2 separate regions of the Homo sapiens genome follow, and region 1 is linked to region 2. Evidence: chromatin loops called from intact Hi-C (ENCODE). Cell type or tissue: sigmoid colon. All regions are shown on one strand. Links, peaks and the distances in the headings refer to the core of each region. The heading gives the core; the rest is flanking DNA.

Region 1 (8,335 bases), core at 68-8,067, 52 kb before region 2:
CAGTTCTCCTGTCTCAGCCTCCTGAGTAGCTGAGACTACAGGTGCCCACCACCATGTCTGGCTAATTTTGAATTTTTTTGGTAGAGACGGGGTTTCACTATGTTGGCCAGGCTGGTCTCGAACTCCTGACCTCAGGTGATCCACCCACCTCGGCCTCCCAAAGTGCTGGGATTACAGGTATGAGCCACCATGCCTGGCCTCAGTTCCATTACTTCTGGTGTCACCTTGTACATGTCAATGATACAGATTAAGCTGTGCCTCCTGCAGCAGTGGAACAGGGATGGCAGTAATAACAGATCTCACAGGACTGTTTGAGGAGTCAGTGGGAGGTGACGAGACAAGGCACACAGAGACATTTCGAGCTCTGCACCCAGATGTTCATTTGCGACTGGATCCTCGCAAAGCAGACACAGTGACATTCCATAAGTGTGTTGCCAGTGAATATTTGAAGTACCTTTGTCTGTGTTGCCAGTTCTCATGTTGGTTTGCTTAACGTGGTTGCTCCCTTGGTGAGAAGCAGTTAGCATGCCAGAAAAGTATTTGTTGAACCCAGCAAGACAAAACCATGCATGCTTTTCTTTTGTCCCAGAGGCTAATTAATATAAAAAACAAAACAAAACATTTGAAGTAGGAAGCACCAAACAAAGATACAAGCAAGCCATCTGGTTAGAATAAAAAATGTCTGGCTGGGCACGTTGGTTCACGCCTGTAATCCCAGCACTTTGGGAGGCCGAGGTGGGTGGATCACCTGAGGTCAGGAGTTTGAGACCAGCCTGGCCAACATGGAGAAACCCCGTCTGTACTAAAAGTACAAAAACTAGCTGGGTGTGGTGGCGGGTGCCTGTAATCCCAGCTACTCGGGAGGCTGAGGCTGGAGAATCATTTGAACCCAGGAGGCAGAGGTTGCAGTGAGCCAAGATTGTGACATTGCACTCCAGCCTGGACGACAAGAGCAAAACTCTGTCTCAAAAAAAAAAAATCTGGTTTTGTTCACTCTTGAATGTAAAACGTGTTTACTTCCACAAAATTTTACGTTGGCATAGGGTTTTAGAGTTTTCATATAAGCTGTTTCCATTCACAGATATGTTTCATTTGATTCTCATTGCAATCCTATGTGATAAGCAACTGCAGTTTTTACACCAAATGAGAAAACTGAAACTCAGAGAAGTTGAGACTCCTTCAGGCCACAGCACTGGTTGGTGGCTCAGAGACTCCTTCAGGCCACAGCACTGGTTGGTGGCTCAGTTCTAACGAGAACCTAGGTCTCTGGGTTTGTGGTCTAGCCCCGCCCTTCTGGTCTGGCATCTGGCGTCCACATTGCCAGTGCTTAGACGGCTCCCTCACATTGAACCTGTTACGACAACAGCGATGTACACACAGTACCTTAGCTCATTCACCAAAATTACCTGTGCATCCAGAGCCCCATTTTCCTACCAATCACATCTGCATGTGGTGGTGCTTTTCCAGTTAGAAAACAAAACTGGTGTCCTGTGTGCTGTCAACCAAACAAAACTTTTCATGCAGTAAGCGTTGTTCCATTTTATGTGGCCGACAGAGTTGTGTTAACAAAGTATTTGGTCAGCATAGAAAATCTCAAGGGCTCTAGAATTTACAGTGGAACTTTGAAGTACTGTATCTTGAACTTGTAAAAAGGAGGGGGAACCTCAACTGTACTCAGGAAATAGAATCTCAAGTGAGTTTATAAAAAGCTGTGATCTCGGTGGACTTTCTGGGCCAGCAGACAGTGGGAGCAGCCCAGGGGCTCTAGGGAGAGTCCCCTGCTGAGTGTCCCTGGCCCCCATGGGAAACTTTCCATTAAAGGCCTGGTGGATGGGGTGGGGGTAGTGGGGATGCTAAAGACGCATTTCCTGAGCTTGTTTCTGGTTGATACATTGATGACTCAGACAAGCGTCTTCTTACTCATCTAGTTCGAGCTGCTAGGGAAGAAAGCATTCAAGACCTGATACTTATCTGAGGAGTGGCAGGAAGTCTGGGGTGACTTTTCTCAAGGTGGGGGGACAAAGAGAATGAGAGGAAAATGAAACAGAGTGTAAACCAAAAATAAAATTCCAAGTCCGCCTACCATCGGAATGGACCCCTCCTCTCAGCCGAGGGCATTCCAAAGTCAACCTATGAAACTACTTCAGGCCATGAGAGGAAGGGGAGGGTTGGCCACGTCTCATTACCATTAACATCAACATGGACCTTAAGACTGAAAGAACAGGCCGGGCCCTGTGGCTCTCGCCTGTAATCCCAGCGCTTTGGGAGGCTGAGGCGGGTGGATCACTTGAGGTCAGGAGTTTGAGACCAGCCTGGCCAATGTGGTGAGACCCCATCTCTACTAAAAATACAAAAATTAGCTGGGCGTGGTGATGGGCGCCTGTAATCCTAGCTATTTGGGAGGCTGAGGCACGAGAATCTCTTGAACCCAGGGAGTGGAGGTTGCAGTGAGCTGAGATTGCGCCACTGCACTCCAGCCTGGGTGACAGAGCGAGACTCTATCTCAATTAAAACAACAACAACAACAACAGCAACAACAAAACCTGGCAGAACAGACTCTTTAAGTCTGATAAGAAACATCTACAATCTGTTCTCTCTGAAGCCGCCTACCTGGAGGCTTCATCTGCATGACTAAACCTTGGTCTCCACAAGCCCTTATCATAACCCAGACATTCCTTTCTATTGGTTCCAGGTTTTTAGATAATAACTCAACCAATTGACAATCAGAAAATCTTTGAATCTGCCTATGACCTGGAAGCTCTCCCTCCTACACTTGGCTCCCAGTTGTCCCACCTTTCTGGACCAAACCAACATACATCTTACCTGTATTGATTGATGTCTTATGTCTCCCTAAGATCTATAAAACCAAGCTGTAGCCTGACCACCTTGGGCATACGACATCAGGACCTCCTGAGGCTGTGTCACAGGCATCTCCTTAACTTGGGCAAAATAAATTGTTAAATTGATTGAGACCTGTCTCAGATACTTTTTGGTTTACAAGAAGGAGAACTAAGAAGAAAGTACATTCTTGACCTTGGATTTGCATTCCATTCCCTTGCTTGATTAAATTGGTTTCTCTGTGTTCATTCAAATAAATGACAATTGTAGCCTCTCATATACTCAATAGAGTGGAGAGAGGGGAGGTGCTCACAGATGTCAAGACTCTCTGGAAAGAGACGACATGCAACCGTGGGAGAACCCATGGGCTACTCAGAATGGAACTTGTTTGGGAAGGTGCTATTTATTCAGCATCTTCCTGCACAGAGTCCACGCCCCACTACAGAGGCAGCTACTCCCAGGGCCTACACGGGTTCTGAGCATGCACCTCTGGGACACACATCTCTGGACAAGGTCACTCAGGTGCAGTGAACAGTCCCTGGTCTCTGCTGGCTTTGAGATTTTTTTTTTTTTTTTTTGGAGACAGAATATCACTGTCGCCCGGCCTGGAGTGAAGTGGTGCAATCTCAGCTTACCGCAACCTCTGCCTCCCGGGTTCAAGCGATTCTCCTGCCTCAGTCTCCCAAGTAGCTGGGATTACAGGCGCCTGCCACTGCGCCCAGCTAATTTTCTGTATTTTTAGTAGAGACGGGGTTTCATGATGTTGGCCAGGCTGGTCTCGAACTCCTGACCTCGTGATTCACCCGCCTCGGCCTCCCAAAGTGCTGGGATTACAGGCTTGAGCCACCACGCCCAGCCTGGCTTTGAGATTTTGCTGGCTTATAGCCCCATCTCATTCACTGCCAAATAGACACTTGTTAGTCCAAGCAAGACTGCCAAATTTCCAAGAAGGAGAATTTACAAGTCAAGGGGGCAATGTCCATCTGACATGGTCTTCATCCTCATGTTCCTAGGGGCCACTAAGAACAACACTACTAATAATAGTGATAGCAACAGCAATAACGGTGATAACAGCTTTCTTTACTTATGAACTCTCTTCATGTCCCTTCCCAACATTTACCCCCATTCTCACAGGGCTAGAGAGGAAGACGAATGGCCAGGGAGGGGCACTGAACTCGCAGTTAGGAAAAGGCAAACAAAGAAGGGAAAACAGAAAGGTCGTAAACCAGCATGGAAGAGAGCTTGCACTCCTCCTCTGTGTGCAGTCTCTTCTGTCACAGTGTGAAACTGCATTGTTGAGTTTCATCACACCTGTTTCCTGGAGCAGCTCTTGGCTCCCAGCTGCCTTCCTCTCCCAAAATTCTACCACAGCAGGGCTTTTAAAATCACTGTAGTCATCATACGCTTCAGGTCAAGAGCCCCATGGACACGTGAAGCACTTACTCACTAGTGTTATAAGCATTTAGTGAAAGCTGCCATCAGCCAGGCGCCCTGCAAGGGCTAAATAGGAGAGTCCTTGATTGTACAGGCTAGTGCAAAAGATGAGGGCCCTGGTCAGTGGCACAGTGGGAGAAGCGGCTGGCTGTGGTCTGGACAGGCTGCTATGGGACAGAGAGGAAGAGCACCACACCTGCCTTGGTCAAGGGCTTGGCTGACATTAAAGACAATAAATCAGGCTGGGCGCGGTGGCTCACGCCTGTAATCCCAGCACTCTGGAAAGATGAGGCAGGCAGATCACCTGAGGCAAGGAGTTTGAGACCAGCCTGGCTAACATGGTGAAACCCCGTATCTACTAAAAACACAAAAATTAGCCAGGCGCAGTGGCACATGCCTGTAATCCCAGCTACTCGGGAGATTGAGGCAGGAGAATCGCTTGAACCCGGGAGGCGGAGGTTGCAGTGAGCCGAGATGGCACCACTGCACTCCAGTCTGAGCAACAGAGCGAGACTCTGTCTAAAAACAAACAAACAAACAAACAAACAAACAAAAAATGACGATAAATCTGCGGTGTGTCCAATACACCCAGCCACAGCAGCCTAGGCGCAGTGGCTGAACGGACTTAAGACAAGAGCTTTGCAGGCTGAGAGTGCAGACGGATAGGAAGTCAAGAAATTCCAAGCATTGGTGAGGACGGTTGCCTTTGTGCTTCCTGGGGTTAGGTTAGAGAGGACTTCAAGAAAAAGAAGGGATGGAGGAACCACAGGCTCAGCGATCACTCCGCGGATTTGGAAACGAGGCCATGTGAGAGTCACAAGGGAAGGAGGTGGCGGTCAGACGTGGCCACAGACATCAAGACCGGGAGCTTGTCAAGCCTTTGGGTGGCCTGGTTTGGACCCTCCTCAACATCAACTCCCCCATTTGCCTGACTGCCCCTCCTCCTCATTATTCCTCCCTGTCTCCTATTCAAATCTCACCTGTCCTTCAAGGCTGAGTGCAAATCCTCCCTCTCTCACTCTCCCCAGCTTTTTTAGCCCACCTGCATCTCTGCTTCCTGCTGCTAGTTATCACTGGTTATCACTCCTAGTGAACGAGTGGTAGTTGTCACTCCTAGTGAACGACTGGTAGTTGTCACTCCTAGTGAACGACTGGTAGTTGTCACTCCTAGTGAACGACTGGTAGTTGTCACTCCTAGTGAACGACTGGTAGTTGTCACTCCTAGTGAACGACCGGTAGTTATTCACTACTAATTTCAAGTATTCCCTTTTCCTGCCCAGTTACAGTGCAGACTCCTCCAGGGTGGAGACGTTTTACTGTTCATGTGTCAAGCACAGTGACAGGCACACAAGAGATGCTTAAGAAATATTTAACTATTGGTCCTGGCTATGCTACTAGTTAGTTGGATGCCTTGGACAAATTATCTAGTCTCTCTAACCCCCATATCTTCATGCATTCAATGGGGCTAATCGTACCAGCAGTGACGTGCACCAGCCAGAAATGCAGAAAACCCTGAGGTGTGTTGTCCTGGATACCAAATGAAGAAAGTGTTTCAGGAAGGAGGGCGAGACCAATTGTGCCAAGTGCTATCAAGAAATGAGGCCTCAGGCCAGGCACGATGGCTCACACCTGTAATCCCAGAACTTTGGGAGGCAGAGGTGGGCAGATCACTTGAGGCCAGGATTTCGAGACAAGCCTGGCAAATATGGTGAAACCCCGTCTCTACTAAAAATACAAAAATTAGCCTGGCTTGATGGCAAGCACCTGTAATCCCAGCTACTCAGGAGGCTGAGGTGGGAGGATTGCTTGAACCCGGGAGGTGGAGGCTGCAGTGAGCTGAGATGCAGCCACTGCACTCCAGCCTGGGCAACAGAGTGAGATCCTGTCCCAAACAACAACAACAATAGCCAAGCGTGGTGGCACACACCTGTAATCCCAGCTACTCAGGAGACCAAGGCACAAGAATCGCTTGAACCCTGGAGGCAGATGTTGCAGTGAGCAGAGATTGCGCCACTGCACTCCAGCCTGAATGACAGAGTGAGACTCTGTCTCAAAAAAAAAAAAAAAAACAAGAAGAAAAGAAAAAGAAATGAGGCCTCAGATCTAACAAAGGGAGGGTTGTTGCTGACTTTTACGAGAGCAGTTTGGGTGTTGTGGTGGGGAAAGAAGCTGACTGCAGTGGTTAGAGAGAGAATGAGAGACTCTGGAAGAATGCAGGAGCTTACTTTTTAGAGTCCAGTTCCAGATGGATTAACTAGGTAACAAAATCCATAGCCCATGGGTAGCATTTACAAAGCAACACGGTGATAAGGAAGGGTGAAGGGACACACCACCAACTTGTCATCTTTGTGTGGCAGACAGCAGAGGAAAGGGGCAGAGCATCTCACAGTGTGGGAACAGGAAAGCCCCAGCGCTAACAGGCACTCTAGAAGGCACTGCAGGCCAATGTAAAAACAGCAGCAAAACTGGGAGGGTTTTTCTTCCTTTAAGTTAAAGACTAAGCCAGGCGCGGTGGCTCATGCCTATAATTCCAGCACTTTGGGAAGCCAAGGCGAGTGGATCAGGAGGTCAGGAGATAGAGACCATCCTGGCTAACACGGTGAAACCCTGTCTCTACTAAAAATACAAAAAATTAGCCAGGCGTGGTGGCGGGCGCCTGTAGTCCCAGCTACTCGGGAGGCTAAGGCAGGAGAATGGTGTGAACCCGGGAGGCGGAGCTTGCAGTGAGCCGAGATCATGCCACTGCACTCCAGCCTGGGCAACAGAGCGAGACTCTGTCTCAAAAAAAAAAAAAAAAAAAAAGTTAAAAACTAAAGGGGCTAGAAGAGCTAGACCCTAGGAAATTGACCGGGCTGTCAGGGCATCACACTGGGAAGACAGTGCTGAGAGTGGGATCAAACTTAAGCAGGATGGAGCCCGGCACGGTGGCTCACGCCTGTAATCCCAACACTTTGGGAGGCTGAGGTGGGCAAATCAGTGAGGTTGGGAGTTCGAGACCAGCCTGGCCAACACGGTGAAACCCCATCTCTACTAAAAATACAAAATTAGCTGGGAATGGTGGCGTGCGCCTGAGTCACAGCTACTCGGGAGGCTGAGGCAGGAGAATTGTTTGAACCTGGGTGGTGGAGGTTGCAGTGAGCTGAGATCATACCACTGCACTCCAGCCTGGGTAACACCATCTCAAGAAAACAAAAGCAAACAAACAAAAAAATGTAAGCAGAGACCAGGTAAGAGAAGGCCCAGATATAGGCGGGGGGTGGGGAGAGAGCCAGGAAATCTCAAAAGCAAATTGCAATGCTTTTTTTTTTTATTTTTGAAGATGCAAGAGTGTTTTGTTCTGCTGAAAGCATATTTACTGGCAGTCTAAACACAAGAACCTAAACAACTGCTTTTGGAAAGCATAAATAACACACGATCGTAATTTTGTAAGACACAACTCTCAAGATATTTGAACCAACTGTCTGTTTTTTCTGATTGCAAAATGATTCATATGCCATACACTTTGACAGAAAATTTCTTTTACTAAAAAGATTTCTTCTAATTTACCTTACATTTTGCTATTTTTAAAACAATACTGGGCAAAAATTATGTGCTATATAAGTGTTAGCTATTATTACTTTAGTATTACCCCTTCCACTAGATAAAAATTTCACTTCTTTAAACTACTGTTTGATGTAGTAGATATCTATTCATATTATTTTAGGGAGGCATTCTTTAATGAAGACACATCAGAAAGGAAAAGTGGTCAAAAACATAGCTTATCTGAATTTTAAAATGAACAAAAATCCATAAACATCAACTAACTTCTGTACAGAGCATAGTAGCTAATTATCCAGCCTGCACTTTCTAATAGTAATAATATCATCATAAATGTGCACAGTGCCCTCACTGTCAAAGTTCTTTAACTAAAGTAACAGGAACCACTCTGACTTAACCTAAACCCAAAGGAAGAATTTATTATGAAAATATAGTTATGTCATGTGAATCAGAAAAGGGACTGGAACCAGAAATAGACAACTGTCAGGAACTAAGAGCTCCTGTCTCCTTGTCACTCACTTGCTTT
Region 2 (8,335 bases), core at 23-8,022:
GAAAAGAAAAATGGTTAAGGTCCAGCCCCCACCTTTTAAGAAATCCACAATCCAGAAGGATAAGGGAAAGGACTGACACAAAGAGATGATGACACAATATAGCATCAAGAAGCAAATCTGTATGGGGCATTATGGTATCACTAATTATTTTAAAGTTTAATGTGTCAGGATAATAGCTAATATTTACTGAATACTCACCATATTCCAGGCATTTTTACTAATGTCTAATGCTCAGAAGAACCTCTTAAGACTAGGTACTACTGGCCGGGCGTGGTGGCTCACACCTGTAATCTCAGCACTTTGGGAGGCCGAGGTGGGCAGATCGCGAGGTCAGGAGTTTAAGACCAGCCTGGCCAACATGGTGAAACACCATCTCTACTAAAAATTCAAAAATTAGCCGGGCGTGATGGCGGGCACCAAATCCCAGCTACTCGGGCGGCTGAGGCAGGAGAATCACTTGAACCCAGGAAGCGGAGGTTGCAATGAGCCAAGATTGCACCACTGCATTCCAGCCTGGGCAACAGAGCAAGACTTCATCTCAGGGGAAAAAAAAAAAAAAAAGACTAAGTACTACTAATATCTATATTTTTCTGATGGGGAAAATTAGGCAAATTCATCAATGTGTCCAAAGTTACCAAGGAATAAGTGGCAACACTGGGATTTGAACCCACGGAGTCCGACTCCAAAATTGGTCCTTTTCCAAAATCAGTCCTTTTAATTACTTCATGAATTGCCTTCTTGAAATCAGTTATAACTGCTTATTAAAAGATATCACTGGCCAGGTGTGGTGGCTCACGCCTGTAATCCCAGCATTTTGGGAGGCTGAGGCGGGTGGATCACCTGAGGTCAGGAGTTCGAGACCAGCCTGACCAACATGGTGAAACCCTGTCTCTAATAAAAATACAAAATTAGCCGGACATGGTGGTGCACGCCTATAATCCCAGCTACTCAGGAGGCTGAGGCAGGAGAATCGCTTGAGCCTGGGAGGTGGGGATTGCAGTGAGCCAAGACTGCACATTGCACTCCAGCCTGGGCAACAAGAGAGAAATTCCATTTCAAAAAAAAAAAAAAGATATCACTGTTCTTACTCAGCTAAAACCCATGCTCCTTGAGAAAATGGGAAGAGGGCCCCTGAGATACTGTGGCAAACAGCCCCTTGGAGTGGGGGCACTCAGGCTCACCAGTGAAGTCTAACACCCTCTCACTTTCTTGTTAGTGCACAATCCACTGATGACATGGAAGACCAAGCCAGTGATAGTTTTCCTTAGATAATCTGTGAATTGAAAGAAAAAAATCCCCTAGCTGGGTGCAGAGGCTCACGCCTGTAATCCCAACACTTTGGGAAGCGGAGGTGGGTGGATCATTTGAGGCCAGGAGTTCGAGACCAGCCTGGCCCATATGGCAAAACCCCGTCTCTACTAAAAATACAAAAAAAAAATTAGCTGGGCATGGTGGCAAGTGCCTGCAGTCCCAGCTACTTGGGAGACTGAGGCAGGAGAATTGCTTGAGCCCAAGAGGCAGAGGCTGCAGTGAGCCGAGATTGCACTGATGATGCACTCCAGCCTAGGCAACAGAGCAAGAGTGTCTCGAAAAAAAAAGAGAGAAAGAAGAAGATTCCCTAATCAAAAGGGAGAGATTTTGCAAATGGCACTTTATTTTGCTCTTTAAGGGCTGCAGATTGGAAAAACACGAATCCAGAATAGCAACCCTCAGTTGTTAGAAGGCCAGTGGATTTTCCAGGCCACTTATTTCCCTCCCCCTCCCCCTGCCCCTCCCCCTCCCCTCCCTCCTCCTCCTCCCAGAGTCTTATCCCTCAGTCACTTCACACTTCATTACTAGAGGAGAGTGCAGGGGCAGAAAAAAAGAGAGGAACTAAAGACCAAACTCTAAACATGCCAAAAACTTGCTATTAATAAAAAGGTTCAATGTGCAGAACCGATTGGCACCCAGGTGAGGATTGGAACCAGGGCTCTGGGAGTGAAATGCAGACTTAACAAAACTTTCTCTTTTAACCACATGTTATGGGCTATTAACTCTTTGGGTGACATATTTTCCATCATCACCCGGCACCAGCAAGGCTTTTCTAGAAGATACTGGCAGGCTGTGGAGAAGGGAGTCAGACACGGGGCTTCTTCCAGCCGGTCCCTCTGTCTCCCTTCCAGGGACCCAAACATCTCCCAGCACAAGCATCCCAGGGAGCTGCCGTGTGGGAGCGTGGGAAACGGCTCACTCTCTCGAGCCGCCAGAAGTTGGCAGTAAGCAGTTGGAAGTGATCACAGGGAGGCCACATCCAGACAATTTAGTTTTAAAAAGCTGCTTTCCAGTGAAATTTAAATCAGTCCATTAATTTTGAAAACACTCTCAGTGTCTTTTATTATTTGGAATCTAGGCATGGGAATATTTCTATTTTCACAAGGAATGTTTTAAGAGTCAGGTTTTAGGACAAATGTCATGCAGCACTGCAAATGCTTTGGACAACGGTCATATAACCCTCATTAGTATTTGCATTGGAAAATTATTTTTCAGCTAATTTTACTGAACATTCAGCTCGATCGTCTGTGATAATGAAGAAGGATGACTTCAAAGATAAATGTAATGTGCAGAACAGCCAGAAGTTTCACTGGATTCTTAGCTTTAAACTTCTCCCTTGTAAACTTCATTTTCCTGGAAGTAACAGTTAATAGCAAAGTTGATGAAAAATATTCCCGTCCACTTGGGTGCAAGTCTCATTTTGCAAAGTCTGTCAAATGCACGATGCTCCTATCAGCCTTGTTCCTTTTCTCCATCTTTTGAAAGTACCATTGGACAATTCAACAGCAGAAGGGCAGGGAGCAAAAAGGGAAAGGACACAGGCACTCAGGCAGGAGGAGGCACAGACTCAGGCACAATCCCCAAGGGCACTGGGCCGGGGAGTCCTCGGGCCCATGTGACCACTGATGCCCAGGCCATCACCAATATTCGCTCAGTTGGTGAAGCCAGGAAACCTGGAAGTGGGTCCTGGTTCCTTCCTCTTTCTCACCACCCACGCTGCATGTCCTGTCTCCAACTACAGCAGGTCCTCAAATAACTTCATTGCATTCAACGTTGTTTTGTTATAACGTTGATGAGAAAAAAAAAATCTATTCCCTGCTGGAGCCACCGTCTGTGTGGGGTGTCCGTGTTCTCCCCATGTCTGCATGGCTTTTCTCTGAGTACTCTGGTTTCCTTCCACATCCCAAAGCTATGCCAAAGTCGGGTGAACTGGCATGTCTAAACTGTCCGACTGTGAGTGAGTGTGGGTGTGTGGGAGCCCCCTTGTGATAGGACAGCAACCTGTCCAGGGTGGCTCCTGCCTGGCACACTGAGCTGCTGGGATGGGCTCTGGCCACCCTCCTCTCTGAACTGGAATAAGCAGCTGGAAAATGAATGAATGAATGAATGAATGAATACAAATGATCACAGAATGAAAATGTATCAAGTACGAGTAATCACACCAATAAATTATGCACCAATGAATTATACACCAACAAAAGTACTCGGCAAGCTGCCGGATTTGTGATTGTTTGTTTTTGAACTTCGTGGGTCAGAAGTGTTGACAATGTTGCTTTGCAAACATTTCTTCCCTGATTGAACCCACTACCATCATGACCTCCATTATTCACTGATTCATCAAAAATTGGGTAAATAATATCTTGGTTGTTTTTATTCATCTTAAATGTATGTAGAGCTCACATTTATTTATTTCAATGTTTAATACTAGAAGTGTTTTGGGCTTCATGGGAAGTTTGGTGATGTGTTTCTGACCAGAAATAAGCCATAGGAACTTAAATGTTGTTTCTGTCAATTACCCGACAGTCAAATCGGTTTAGTTATGCATGTTTAGCTTGAAGCCACAGTATCCAAGAACCTATCCACAATGTTAAGTGAGAAGCTACTGTATATGGCACTTTCTCCATCTCAGCTACCAACAGCACGCCCCCGCCCAACCCCACCACCTCGTTAGTCACATGACTGTCCCTTCTTATCCTTATTCCTCAGCTGAAACAGTGCCTTCTCAGAGAGCTTCCTGGCATCCCCTCCAGTGGAAGCTCCTTCCACTCACTCTTTTTTCCCTTCCCTCACACCCCCAGCCCCTGATATGTCTTCTTCCTGCCTATTTGTAGGTTCTGGCTTCTCTCCCCACTATGTGGTCATTTCTTCACGGTCAGGGACTCCATTTGTCTTGGTCACCACAGTAGTTCCAGAGCTTACACATGGTCTGATACATATGAGTCTCCCCACTTCCTGACTTCCTCCAATATAGGGGACAGGCAGGTTCAAAGCAGGATAAGACCTGTGCACCCAGGTTATTTTAGAAATAAGGCCTGAGGGTGAGCTCAGTTGTAAGTGATATGAAGGGTCAGAGAACTGTGCATTACTGCCGTTCTTGCCACTGGAGTAAAATGCCAATTACTAAAATAAAATAAATAAAAAGTGCATAACTTGAATTCAGTCATGTCTCCAGATCTAACTGCCAGTTTACAGGAAATACAGGAGACAGAAGAACATGCTAATGGACACAATGGGATGCAATCAGCAAAATCCAGAATATAAAGCACTAAAATGGAGAAATATCTAGTTTCTTGAACAAATAAATTTTAAAGAAAAAAAAGAGCTGGGGTTAGGGGAGGACCTATAGATTTTAAAAATTCTAAGAGATGGCTAGGCGAGGTGGCTTGCTCCTATAATCCCAGTATTTTGGGAGGCAAAGGCTGGCAGATCACCTGTGGTCAGGAGTTTGAGAGCAGCCCGGCCAACATGGTGAAACCCTGTGTCTACTAAAAATACAAAAATTAGCTGGGTGAGGTAGCAGGTGCCTGTAATCCCAGCTACTTGGGAGGCTGAGGCAGGAGAATCGCTTGAACCTGGGAGGTGGAGGTTACAGTGAGCCGAGACTGCGTCATTGCACTCCATACTGGGCTACAAGAGCAAAACTCCATCTCAAAACAAAAGTCCTAAGAGACACATCTACCAAATGTAATGTGTGGGCTTTGTCTGGGCCCTGATTTAAACCAATCACCTGAAAAGCAAAATAAAACATTTCATGAAACCATTTGCATATTGGACAATATTAAGGAATTATTATCATTTCTTAAAGTATGATCATGATTTTACTATTTTGTTTTTTTAAAGAATTTTTTTTTTTGAGACAGAGTCTCGCTCTGTCACCCAGGCTGGAGTGCAGTGGTGCAGTCTCGGCTCACTGCAACCTCTATCTCCTGGATTCAAGCAATTCTCCTGCCTCAGCCTCCCGAGTAGCTGGGACTACAGGTGTGTGCCACCACATCTGGCTAATTTGTATATTTTTAGTGGACACAGGGTTTCACCATGTTGGCCAGGCTAGTCTGGAACTCCTGAGCTCAAGCTATCCGCCCGCCTCAGCCTCCCAAAGTGCTGGGATTACAGGTATGAGCCACTGTGCTCGGCCTAAAGAGTCTTTTCTTCTGAGGCACATCTGAAACATTTACAAAACGATAAAATATTTGGGATTTGCTTAAAAATAATTCAGGGCCGCGTGCGGTGGCTCACGCCTGTAATCCCAGCACTTTGGGAGGCCGAGGTGGGTGGATCACGAGGTCAGGAGATCGAGACCATCCTGGGTAACACGGTGAAACCCCGTCTCTACTAAAAATACAAAAAATTAGCCGGGCGTGGTGGCGGGTGTCTGTAGTCCCAGCTACTCGGGAGGCTGAGGCAGGAGAATGGCGGGAACCCGGGAGGTGGAGCTTGCAGTAAGCCAAGACCACACCACTGCACTCCAACCTGGGCGACAGAGCAAGACTCCATCTCAAAAATAATAATAATAATAATAATAATTCAGTTTGGGGATGGGGAGGGAACATTAGGAATAAGTGAGGACATCAATGAAAGAAGATTAGTCTCAAATTGGTACTTGTTGGAGCTGGTAATGGATACATGGGAGTTCATTATATTTTTGAGTATATTTGAAATTTTTCATAATAAAAGTTTATTTTTTAAAAACATATAACAGGTCTGGTGCAGTGGCTAATCACACCTGTAATTCTAGCCACTGGGGAGGCTGAGGCATGAGAATCACTTGAATCCGGGGGGTGGAGGTTGCAGTGAGTCAAGATCACGCCACTGCACTCCAGCCTGGGTAACAGAGTGAGACTCCATCTCAAAAAATAAAAATAGAAAAAAAAAACATACAACAAACCTGATTGATCTGAAGTTCAGCAAAGAAAGGCAAATGGCTCTAATAGATAAGCCAAGACTAACGTTCTCTGTCAGTAGGGCCTGTGGCTCATTGTCCTTGTTTTTATTTGGTTTTGTTTTTCCAGGTTTATTGAGGTATAACTGATAAACAAAAGTGTATAAGTTTAGGGTGTACAACGCGATTTGATACAGGTATATGTTGTGAAATGAATAGCACAATCAAGTTGGTTAGCAAAGCTATTACAGATAGCCGTGATAGATCAACGGGACAGAACTGAGAGCCTAGAGGTGAACCCACACATTTACGGTCAACTAGTGTTTGACAGGGCCACCAAGAACACACAATGAGACAAGGTAGTCTCTCCAATAAACAGTGCTGGGAAAATTGGATATCCTCCTGCAAAAGAATGAAAATGGACCCCTATTTTATAGCACTCATAGAAATTAACTCGCAATGGATTGAAGAATTAAATGTAAAACCTGAAACTATAAAACTCCTAGAAGAAAACAATAAGGAAAAACTCCTTGATATTGATCTTGACAATTACATTTTGGACATGACACCAAAAGCACAAGCAACAAAAGCAAAAATTAAGAAGAGGGACTCCTTCACTGTCTTTTTGTGTTCGTGAAGACCCACTTTATTATTTTATTTGTATTGATGCATCATATTTGTACATATTTATGGGGTACACGTGGAGTATATATTTTGATACATGCATACATACAATGTGTAATGATCAAATCAGGATAATTAGGAAATTCACCGTCTCAAACATTTATCTTTCTTTGCATTGGGAACATTTCAAATCTTCTTTTCTAACTATTTTGAAATATACAATATTGGTTAACTATAGTCACTCTACTCTGCTACCAAACACTAGAACTTATTCCTTCTATCGAACTGTATGTTTGTACCCATTAACCAACCTCTTTTCGTCCCATACCCTACCCTTCCCAGCCTCTGGTAACCACCATTCCACTCTCTACGTCCACCCTTCATGGTCTTTGAATTTCTTCCTTCCCCAGACTTTCCTACCACTGCCACTCCCCTCCCAGGGACACAGGAGTGTTAGTTGCACTGGGCACATTAGACCACATTAATGAGCAGAAGGTGGTGCTGGTAAAAGCAGATTTTGTAATTAAAACTAATCAAAAGTTACAGAGCCTGAGGCACCCCATACAGTGCCCTGAGTCCAGGAAAAAAAAAAACAAAAACATGAAGCGTAAGTATTGCACGGCAGTTACCAGTATCACTTTCTGTTCACTACATTTGTACTAGTTTAAAAAGTACACGATGGCTCATGCCTATAATCCCAGCACTTTGGGAGGCCAAGGCAGGTGGATCACCTGAGGTCAGGAGTTTGAGGCCAGCCTGACCAATATGGTGAAATCCCGTCTCTACTAAAAATACAAAAATTAGCCAGGCGTGGTGGTGGGTGCCTGTAATCCCAGCTACTCAGGAGGCTGAGGCAGGAGAATCGCTTGAACCCGGGAGGTGGAGCCTGCAGTGAGCTGAGACTGTGCCACTGCACTCCGGCCTGGGAGACAGAGAGAGAATCCATCTCAAAAAAGTACATGGATTATGGGATCGCACTTTAGTTTTTATGAATGTTGGTGAGTAAAAGGCTAGAGGAGAAATGTGCCAGAAAAAAATTTTAGATTGCTTTTAATTCTCCAAACTCTCCATGGTGTCTCTCCTAGTTAACACTACATGCTTTTGGATCTATGATTCCCTCCTTCTTGAAAACCTCCTCAGCTGGGCGTGGTGGCTCACACCTGTAATCCCAGCACTTTGGGAGGCTGAGGCGGGCGGATCACCTGAGGTCGGGAGTTTGAGCCCAGCCTGGCCAACATGCTGAAACTCTGTCTCTACTAAAATTACAAAAATTAGCCGGGCGTGGTCATGCACACCTGTAATCCCAGCTACTCAGGAGGCTGAGGGTGCAGTGAGCCGAAATCTCGCCACTGCACTCCAGCCTGGGCAACAGAGTAAGACTGAAAGAAAGAAGGAAAGAAAGAAAGACGGAAAGAAAGAAAGAAAAAGAGAGAGAGAGAAAGGAAAGGAAAAAAAAGAAAAGAAAAGAAAAAAAGAAAAAGAAAACCTCCTCAAAAAACCTTCTTGATAATTCTCAGCTCA

What was found. Peaks named below come from ENCODE experiments on the same cell type or tissue, not always from the same donor. Only the 100,000 strongest peaks of a DNase experiment are listed, where the experiment ranks them.
Region 1: a loop joins it to region 2, with 1.9 times the contacts of the local background. A loop is called at or near these places in 20 of 110 quality-filtered maps.

The regions. Positions count from the first base shown.
Region 1 is chr1:235,997,709-236,006,043 of GRCh38, forward strand. The region is part of intron 12 of NID1 (nidogen 1); the gene reads right to left. Among named protein-coding and RNA genes, the nearest start is that of LINC02768, 29 kb to the left of the region's middle. RefSeq lists enhancers at 1,518-2,717, 1,619-1,668, 1,709-1,778, 3,744-4,452. In sigmoid colon, for the core only: no CTCF peak of the experiment used is centred there; DNase peaks (open chromatin) are centred at 3,702 and 4,263; H3K27ac peaks cover 2,386 bases.
Region 2 is chr1:236,049,496-236,057,830 of GRCh38, forward strand. The region is part of intron 1 of NID1 (nidogen 1); the gene reads right to left. Among named protein-coding and RNA genes, the nearest start is that of NID1, 11 kb to the right of the region's middle. In sigmoid colon, for the core only: no CTCF peak of the experiment used is centred there; a DNase peak (open chromatin) is centred at 3,296; H3K4me3 peaks cover 689 bases.